Regions from separate parts of the Homo sapiens genome. Here region 1 is linked to region 2. Evidence: chromatin loops called from intact Hi-C (ENCODE). Cell type or tissue: B cell. All regions are shown on one strand. Region 1 has its middle 11 kb from the start of LINC03086. Region 2 holds the start of LOC105372503 (a long non-coding RNA gene).

Region 1 (5,000 bases), 82 kb before region 2:
TGTAATTATTTCCTTTTCATTCTCCCAACTGATTTTAGAAAATGCCATCCTGTCTTAGCCTGCTGAAGAGAAAGAAGAAAGGGGGTTGTGGGTTGTATTTGGGCTAAAGTAATAATTAGGGAGACAGGAGCATCCTGGGGCCAGGCAAAGTAAGAGCAGTGGAATTGAAACTTTCAGAGCCCCAGGGGACTGGTGAAGGATGGATGGGAGGAAAGGGACAGCAAGAGGTAGGCCAATTGCTGTTGTGAGGAAGAGTAAAATTCTTAAGTCAAAATCAAAATAAAGGCTGGGTGTGGTGGCTCATGCCTGTAATCCTAGCACTTTGGGAGGCACAGGTGGGAGGATCACTTGAGCCCAGGAGTTTGAATCCAGCCTGGGCAAAAAAGTGAGATCCCCATCTCTACAAAAAAGTAAAAATTAGCCGGGCATTGTAGCACACACTTGTAGTCTCAGCTACTCAGGAGGCTAAGGCTAGAGGATTGCTTGAGCCTAGGAGGTTGAGGCTGCAGTGAGCCATGATCAAGCCACTGCACTCTAGCCTGGACAACAGAGTGAGACCTTGTCTCAGAAAAGAAAAAACAACAACAACAAAAAGAAAACTGTGTTGTTCTCTGATTACAGAAGTGAAACTTTTATAAAATATGAGGAAAACAAAAGCACTGAATAAATCTCTTTCTAATGTTAGTGATAGTCACTGTTAATAGCATATTAATTGTATATTTTATTTTATTAATTTTGTTTATACTTGTATATGCATACATGTATATGTAACACCTGTTTTTTTTTTTTTACTTTAAAATATATTATGAACCTTTCCCCGTGTCATTAAGTCCTTTTTTTTTTTGGGGGGGACAGGGTCTCACTCTGTCACTCAGGCTGGAGTGTAGTGGGACAATTACAGCTCACTGCAGCCTTGACCTCCCAGGCTCAAGTGATTCTCCCACCTCAGCCTCCCAAATAGCTGGGTCTACAGGCATGTGCCACCATACACAGATAATTTTTGTATTTCTTGTAGAGATAGGGTTTCACCATGTTGCCCAGGCTGGTCTTGAACTCCTGGGCTCAAGAAATCCTGCCTTGGCCTCCCAAAGTGCTGGGATTACAGGCATGAGGCACTGTGCCCTGCCTTTAAGTATTCTTTTAAAATAGGATTTTTAATTAGGTGATTGGATGGGATTTCATCCTATGAGTATACTGTAATTTAATTCAACCAGTCCTCTTTTGTCGGACATTAAGGTTTAATCAAGATTTGTCTGTGATAGGCAATGTTGCTATAAAATCTGTAATCAATCTTAGTGCACATTTCTGATTTGCTGGTTGAGGGGGTATAAATATTTTAGGGCAATTTATGCATATTTTCATCTTCTTTCTTTCTTTTTTTTTTTTTTGAGATGGAGTCTCACTCTGTTGCCCAGTCAACAGAATGAGTGTAGTGGCGTGATCTCCACTCACTGCAACCTCCGCCTCCCAGGTTCAAGCAATTCTCCTGTCTAAGCCTCCTGAGTAGCTGAGACTACAGTTGTGTACCACCACACCCAGCTAATTTTTGTATTTTTAGTAGAGTCGGGGTTTCACCATGTTGGCCAAGCTTGTCTCAAACTCCTGACTTCAGGTGATCTGCCCACCTCGGCCTCCCAAAGTGCTGGGATTACAGGCATGAGCCACCATGCCCGGCCCATATTGTCATCTTCTTGAAACTGTACTAATTGGAACTACCTAACAACACTGTAGGAAACATTTTTCTCATTTTATAAGAAAAAACTTTCTAACAACCAAAGAAAGAATGGGAGGCAGCAAGCTTTCTGTCATGAGGCCTGTTGGAGTATGGGCTATAGCCATGGTGTCGATTCTTTTTCCCTCACTGACACTGAGCATTAGTTACAATGGCCCATAAAGGGGAAAGTTGCCTTCTCTTGCCCTTAGTTGGACATTACAGAGCTAGATTGTTTGGTGGAGGCAATAACTTAAGAAATAAATAACTGCATTGGGATCAGCATTGGGCTAATGACCTTTAAGGTTTCCTCCAGGACCTTAAGGACCTACGTATGATACTTATACCTATGAAGTTTCTGTCCTGTTTCTAACATAGCCTGTACTATGCTTGTCTGTGCTCTCAGCAGGTAGGGACATGGTGAGCTCCTCAAGGGATTTTCCCAAAGTACGAATCTCTTTGAGGTAGACAAGTTTCTCCCAGAGGATGAAAAGCATGTCGTAAAATGAGCATCATGTTGTTCAGCTCTTTTCTATCACTGCTGATCTTCCATCTAGTCATTTTATTAGTTGCTGTATTAGTCTGTTCTCGTATTGCTATAAAGAACTACCTGAGACTGGGTGATTTATGAAGAAGAGAGGTTTAGTTGACTCTCAGTTCCCAGGCTTGGCAGGAAGCATGACTGGGAGGCCTCAGGAAACTACAATAAGGGCAGAAGGCGAAGGGGAAGTAGGCACAATCTTCACGTGGTGGAGCAGGAGAGACTGAGAGAGCAAAGGGGGAAGTGCCATCAGATGTCATGAGAACTCACTCACTATCATGAGAACAGCAAGGGGGAAATCACCCCATGATTCAGTCACCTCCCACCAGCCCCCTCCTCAATTAGACATGAGATTTGGTGGGGGGGACACAAATCCAAACCACATCAGTTGCTTAGAGGGGGATGTTGGAGTCCCCAACTGTAATGTGGGTTTATCTATTTCTCCTTTCAACTCTTATCATTTTTTGCTTTTGCTTTTGCTGTTGTTCGGTGCATGCACATTTAGAATTGTTATGTCTTTCTGGTAAATTGATTCTTTTATCATTATGTAATGTTCCTCTTTGTCTCTAGTAAATTTCTTTGCTTTGAATCTACCTTATCAGATATAAATGTAGCTACTCCTGATTTTTTAAAATTAATATGATATTCTTTTACTTTCATCCTACCTATGTTATTGAATTTCAAATGAGTCTCTTATAAGCAGCATGTATTTGGATCTTTTTTAAATTCACTCTGCCAGTTTCTGTCTTTTGATTGTTGTATCTAGACAAGTTACACTTAAGATAATTACTGATATTAGCTAATATTACTGATATTGCTAATTGCTGATAAATTACTGATATTACTAATTACCTCTTAGGTGTGCAATTTTATTGTTTTCTGTTTTTTCCCTCTAGTTCTTATTCCTCTGTTTCTCTCTCTTGTCTTTCTTTGGGTTTCTTGAACATCTTTTAGAAATTCATCTTGATTTATTTACAAGACTTTCAAGTGTATCTCTTTGTATAATTCTTTTAAAGGTTGCTGTCAGTATTACACTATACATATGTGACTTAACCATTTTGAGTGAAGTGTGGAAATCTTACTTTGATTTAGGTCTATTTACCTTCCATGATTTTAAATATAATTTGCATGAGTATCAGATAGGGTTTTATTTTTTGCTAGAATAGGTGAATATGACTTGTAAAATTCATGATGAGAATAGTCTATTGTATGTACACATATTTCTAATTGTTTCCACTGCACTTTCTTCCTTCTTGATGCTCCAAGATTCCTTTTTTTATAATTTCCTTTTTATTTAAAGAACTTTCTTTAGCCAATCTTTAAGGATTTAACTGCTAGTGTCAAATTCTTTTAGCTTTCCTTTGTCTGAGAATGGTTTTATTTCCCCTTTATTCATGAAGGATAATTTTGCCAGATATAGAATTCATGACTGACAGTTCTTTTCTTTCAGCACTTGAACAATGTTGTGCCACTTCCAGCTGGCCTCCATGGTTTCAGATGAGAAATCTGCTGTCATTCATATTGGGTTCCCCTATAAGTGGTGCATAGTTCTTCCCTGGCTGCTTTTAGCATGTTTTGTTTGTCTCCAGTCGTCAGAAGTTCAATTATCATGTGTTGTGGTATGGATTTCTTTGGGTTTCTCTTTGGGGTTTGCTCAGCTTTTGAATCTGTAGATTTGTGTCTGCCAAATTTGGAAAGTTTTCATCCATTATTTATTCAAATACTATTTTAGGCCCTTTATTCTCCTCTCCTTCTGGCACTTCAGTGATACAAATGTTGGCTTTTTTGTTATAGTCTTACAAGCCTTGGAAGCTCCGTTCATTCTTTTTTCAGTCCATTTTCTGTATTCTCACATTGGTTAAATTCGTTGGTCTGTCCTAAAGTTCACTGATTCTATTCTGTCATCTCCCCTCTAATATTGAGATTATCTGTTGAGATTTCTGTTTCTGTTACTATATTTTTAGTTCTGTAATTTTCATTGGTTCTTTTTTATAACTTCTATTTATTGCTGAGATTTTCTATTTTTTGTTTTAAGAGAATTGGTAATTGATTTTTAAAACATTTTTATGACAACTGCTTTAAAGTCCTCTCAGATAATTCTGACATTTAATTCACCTTGGTTGGGATCAGTTGATTGGTTGTTCTTTCTCATCCAAGTTGTGATTTTTCTGGTTCTTGGTATAACAGATGATTTTTAAAATTGTATCTCAGACATTTTGTCTGTTAGGATATTCAGGGTCCCATTTAAATATTTTATTTTAGTAGGCACTCACTGTGTTTACATTTAGCACACAGGTCCTGGCCACTTTCGTGGACTGTGGTTTACATGACAGTTTCATTTTCAGAGGCTTTACAATGTTATTTGGGTCTGTTTGGTGTATTTGGCACTGCTGGGGCTCTCACAGGTCTTTGCTGGTGCTGCTTAAGGGGGCAGAAGGACTTTCCCCGGACCAGGGCCACTAGATTTCTCTCCACTGATGAGTGGAGTCTCAGGTCTGTGGAGACAAAGAGGCTTCTTAGGCCATGCCCTTTTGGCAGAATCAATTTTTCTTTTTTCTTTTTCTTTTTTTTTTTTTGAGATGGAGTCTCACTCTATTGCCCAGGCTGGAGTACAGTGGCACGAACTTGGCTCACTGCAACCTCCACCTCCCGGGTTCAAGTGATTCTCCTGCCTCAGCCTCCCAAGTATCTGGGACTACAGGCGCCCACCACCACGCCTGGCTAATTTTTGTATTTTTAGTAGAGACA
Region 2 (5,000 bases):
TCACAGACAATGAGTTGGACTTGGTCTGGAGAGGTTTTGCAGGGCAGAGGGAACAGGAAAATAAATGTCAGTGTGAGCAGGTGTGACCCAGGGGACTATCGGGATGACAGGTGTGCTGCTTTGAGAGGACTCTGTGTCCAGCTCCTAATTTAAGGTTCTTGTTGCAATCAGAAGGGGTTCCATTATTCCACCCCTTGGTGGAGAAGGCAGCCTGGGCTGTGGCTGGAAATGAAGGTAGTGGAGGAAGGCCTGGCAGTGATCCGCACCAAGTGGCCTGGCATCCCCAGAGTGGGTGGGAGAGCAGTTTGTGAGCACAGAGGAGGGCCCCAGTGTGGAGGGGAGGCAAGATTCCCCATCCCCAAAGCCACTTGGAAGCCCTGGGTTAGTGGCAGAGTTCTCAGGGTACACACCTGAACCACAGGCTTCTGCCTGCAAATGACCAGAACCTCTGTTTTGGGGACTAATGGCTCTGTCCCTCTGGGGCAGTGAGCTTTCTTGCCAACTACTTTTCCAGGCAGAGCACTGGCCTTGGCTTCAGGGACTTCCCATCTCAAGGCCTCATTTCCTCCACCCCCAAAGGACCTGTACCATTCCCAGCGTCTGGGTCTACCACCAAACCGTTCTCCTTGGAGCTGGGACACCAGTCGCCCCTCCTCCCATGGAAGCGGTCAGGAATTGCTCTTGGGTTCTGGCCTCCTTCTCTTCTGTAAATCTTCTAGGTGCTTCCTGGACCCTCCTCATATTTTTGTGTCTGGCACTGGGACCAAGGCAATATCTACTCTCTCTCTCTCTGAAAAGGAGATGGCCCCTCTGGGCTCAGAGTCTTGTGACTCCAGCTGCTCATTGTTTGAAATGAGGACCAGCTGCCTCCTGTCTGCCCGGCTCCATGGCCTTCTTCCACCTGGGACAGCGGCTACTCCCTGTTCCTTAGAGACAGCCCATGAGCAGCTTCATTCCACCGGGAATGACAGCTGCCCGTATTTCAGCGTTTGTTCCTGTAGGATTCCTTACAGGATAGCTGATGGGTTAAGAGTGCAGGTTCAGAGGTGCTCTCTGGATCAAGGCTCCACTCTGCCCCTTACGAGAAGAGTGGTCTTGGGCAGGTCACTTAACTTGTGTGTCTCAGTTTCCTCATCTCCAAAATGGGGTTATTGCAGTATCCACCTCATGGGTGCTTACGATTACCTGGAAATTTTTTCATGAGCCTGTTTTCTCCTTGTCTTGGGGGGACTTAAGAAAAACCCTATGAGAGGAATTACATTTTCTAATCAGGGGCGATTCCCAGGGGACCCTCTCCATTAAGCGCCTCAGCACAAGTCCTCCCCACTCCCGCTTCATCCATTCCCAAGTCCAAAGTCCTCATGCCTGAGCACTCCCCTTGTTCACCTCAAGTAACTTCATGCGGCTCCACCCCGCAGGGCTGTCTCTGCAGATGGAGCAATCATTCTCCTCCCCAGGGCCCACGTGCCAGGCTGGGGTGTGTGCTGAAGTTAGGAAATCTCGCTTAGCAGTGGAGGGCACAAGGCCCTAGGATCTTGGTAGGAGCTGAGAGATGGGAGTCAGAAGGAGTCAGCCTTCCCCTCCCTCAGCCTGATTTTCCTTATTTGTAAAAAGAGGACAGCGACTCCTCCCCTGCCTCCTTCCTATAGCTGCCGGGTGGCTCTGGTCAGGTAATTTATGTGAAGGAGCTTTTATAAGTGTAGATGATAAACGGGCCTAAGGTAGTGAGGTCTCAGTCCCTGCTGCACATTAGAATCACCAGGAAAGCTTTAAAGAAAATGCTGGCCGGGTGCAATGGCTCACGCCTGTAATCCCAGCACATTGGGAGGTCAAGGCGGGTAGATTATCTGAGGTCAGGAGTTCGAGACCAGCCTGGCCAATACGACAAAATCTCATCTACTAAAAATACAAAAATTAGTGGGACATGCTGGCACGCACTTGTAGTCCCAGCTACTTGGGAGGCTGAGGTTACAGTGAGGCAAGAGAACTGCTTGAACCCAGGAGGCAGGGGTTGCAGTGAGCTGAGATCACACCACTACACTCCAGCTTGGGCAACAGAGAGAGACTCCATTTAAAAAAAAAATAAAGAAAGAAAGGAAGAAAGAAAGGAATGGAGGGAGGGAGGGAAGGAAGGAAGGAAAAGAAAGAGAAAGAGAAAGAAATAGAAAGAGAAAGAAAGAAAGAGAAGAAAGAAAGAAAGAAAAAAAGAAAGAAAGAAAGAAAAGAGAGGAGAAGAGAAGAGAAGAAAAGAAAGAAAATGCCAGTGTCATCCCTAACCAAAGATTCTAATTGAATTTGCCTGGGATGGGTCTCAGACCAATAGAACATTCCAGGTGATTCTTCTGGGCAGCTGGGGTTGAGAGCCTCTGGTCTCAGAGATTCTAAACTCTCTCTTAGGAAGAGAAGTCCTTCTGTCCTCTCCTTTTGCCCTGACCATAGGGTGTCTAGGCAGGGAGTAGGCTGTGGATGGCCCCTCCAGGACCTGTGTCTAAGTCATTGCTGCCTTGGTTGGCTACAGGGCGGCAGCTTGGGGTCATATCTGGTCAGGCAAAATTGACTTTCAGTCTGGGCTTGAGTCCAGCCTCTGCCTGAGTGTTTGATATTGAGTAAGTGACTTCACCTGACTGGACTTCCAAAGCCCTCATCTGTGAAATGGGGACAGCAACACCATTTTGATAGTCAGTATTTCGTGACTATTAAAAAACATAACGCAGGTGAAATGCTTAGCTCAGTGTCTGACACATAAGAGGTCCTCAATAGCAGCCCATTAAAAGCTCAAAGCCTCTTCTGCTCTTGGGTTGTTTTTGCCATTACATATGGGATCCCAACAGTATTAGTTTCCCCCAATCTCTGGGGGCCCCGGTGCTAGTGATGGGTATATGTTGAATCCCAACAATAACCCTAAGAGAGAAGATGTTCCAGGTCTCACTGTCCCTCTTCTACAGGTGAGAAAAGTACAATTCAGAGACATTGAGACCCTTGCTCAGGGCCTCTCACCGGTTCAGGCACCAATCTGGGGCTCATTTCTCTTCATCCTCACCAGCCCCTTACTCTCCCTGAATGCCAAGAAATTGTGCCACCTGTGCTGCACAGAGCTTGAAAATGTCATGATATGTGGGGGAAGTTAAAAGGAAATGACACAGGCTAGAAAGAGAGAAAGGAGAGAGAGATGGGTGCTGAGCAGGAAAGCACGTGTGTCCTTGGAGCCAGAGGAGGGGCCAGCCAGGAGCTAAAGATGTTCCCAGTGTCTAGGGGTGGGAAGTGGGATGACTCACAGCCTGTCGGTGACCAGGATCTGAGACCCGGCTTCTGGGCTAAGATCTGCTTCAACTCCGTGACTTCCCCTTTCATGAAGGGGAGATGGCTTCCCATTTCAGGGCCTCAGCTTTCTGACCTGTCATGTGGGCATACTAGATTACATCACTGTTTTTCAAGCTGCCAGTTGCCATCCATTAGCAGGTTGTGAAATCAGTTTAGTGGACTGTGACCAGCCATTAAGAAAAAAAAAAAAAGCAGAAGAGAAAATATCAGAGTATATTGATACATAGTAAGCATTAGCCGTGTGAAACCTTGTGTCAGTTCCAGATCCATGTATGTAAAGACTATTAGATAGATTTCTTGATTTGGCTTCTCTCAATAGAGCTTAAAAACCACTCAGCTAGATACTTTTTAGCATTTTTTTTTTTGAGACGGAGTCTCCCTCTGTCGCCCAGGCAGGAGTGCAGTGGTGAGATCTCAGCCCACTGCAACCTCCACCTCCCCAGTTCAAGCCATTCTCCTGCCTCAGCCTACCAAGTAGCTGGAACTACAGGCATGTGTCACCACGTCCGGCTAATTTTTGTATTTTTAGTAGAGACAGGGTTTTGCCATGTTGGCCAGGCTGGTCTTGAACTCCTGACCTCAGGTGATCTTCCTGCCTCGGCCTCCCAAAGTGTTGGGATTACAGGTGTGAGCCACCGTGCCCAGCCACTTTTTAGCATTTCTGTCAGCCCTCATTAACTCTAGACTTCTGTAAAATAAAAATGCATCTATGTCTAGAGAAAAGGTGTGGGAAGTAGAGTCTGGTTGGGGGCTAGGGATAGTCCCAGCCACTAGAGTAGCATCACTCCATGTTGGGCCCCCTGTCAGCCCCTCTGTGGTGTGGTCCTCCCTGGAACAGGAGATGGGAGCCCCATCACACACCCAGCGACCAAGTCATTCTCACCCGTGTGCTGCAGGTGATTCAATTATACAGCCAGGCTGACAAGGATTGAGACGGCTGACTAGCAACTTCCCTTTCACAGTCTGGAGTCTTTCTCTGTGCTTTTCATGTGAAAGAGGGACCACAGAATAAATGGGCAGGGGTTATATTAACATATTTGTGATTATGTTTGGCTGTGATTAACAGTGAACCCCCCCAAAAAACAATAGCTTAGAAAAATAAGACAGAAGCTTATTTCTTCCTTACACGAAAGGCCTGGAACCAGGCAGTTCTGGGCAGGCCAGGTGGTGGCACCATCCTCAGGCCCTAGCTCTGTCCAGTCTCCTCTCCACCATCGCTAGGGTACGTATGGCCCTGCATGGTCTAAGATGTCCGCTAGAGGCTTGTCCCTGTCACACCCACACTCCAGACAGCAGAATGGAAGAAGAGGAAGAAAACAGGCAAAGGGCATTTGCCAACTGTTTATATAAAGAGGTTTTCTAAAAAAAAAAAAAAATTTAAAACAGGTATTCAAACAAATATTACCATGTGCACATTCATAGCAGCACTACTCACAGTAGCTAAAATGTAGGGACAACCCAGATGTCCATCAGCTGATGAATGCATCGACAAAACATGGAATATTCATATAATAGACTCTCATTCAGCCATAAGAAAAGAATGAGCTACTGATGCATCCTCCAACATGACCGAACCTTGAAAACATTATGCTAAGTAAAATAAGTCAGACCCAAATCACATATTGTGTGGTTCCATTTGTTAATTTATGAAATGCCCAGAATAGGGCCGAGCGAGGTGG

The links. A loop is a pair of places that touch in the nucleus more often than their neighbours do. Peaks named below come from ENCODE experiments on the same cell type or tissue, not always from the same donor. Only the 100,000 strongest peaks of a DNase experiment are listed, where the experiment ranks them.
Region 1: a loop joins it to region 2, with 4 times the contacts of the local background. A loop is called at or near these places in 3 of 110 quality-filtered maps.

The regions. Positions count from the first base shown.
Region 1 is chr20:2,215,912-2,220,911 of GRCh38, forward strand. No RefSeq gene overlaps it. Among named protein-coding and RNA genes, the nearest start is that of LINC03086, 11 kb to the left of the region's middle. In B cell, no CTCF peak of the experiment used is centred here; a DNase peak (open chromatin) is centred at 2,450; H3K4me3 peaks cover 349 bases; H3K27ac peaks cover 889 bases.
Region 2 is chr20:2,298,033-2,303,032 of GRCh38, forward strand. All of the region lies in intron 1 of TGM3 (transglutaminase 3), which reads left to right. LOC105372503 (a long non-coding RNA gene) reads right to left here and starts at 3,485. Exons shown (of 3, transcript XR_937203.3): 1 at 3,276-3,485. RefSeq lists an enhancer at 3,414-3,593. In B cell, a CTCF peak has its summit at 2,081; a DNase peak (open chromatin) is centred at 3,379; H3K4me3 peaks cover 400 bases; H3K27ac peaks cover 1,732 bases.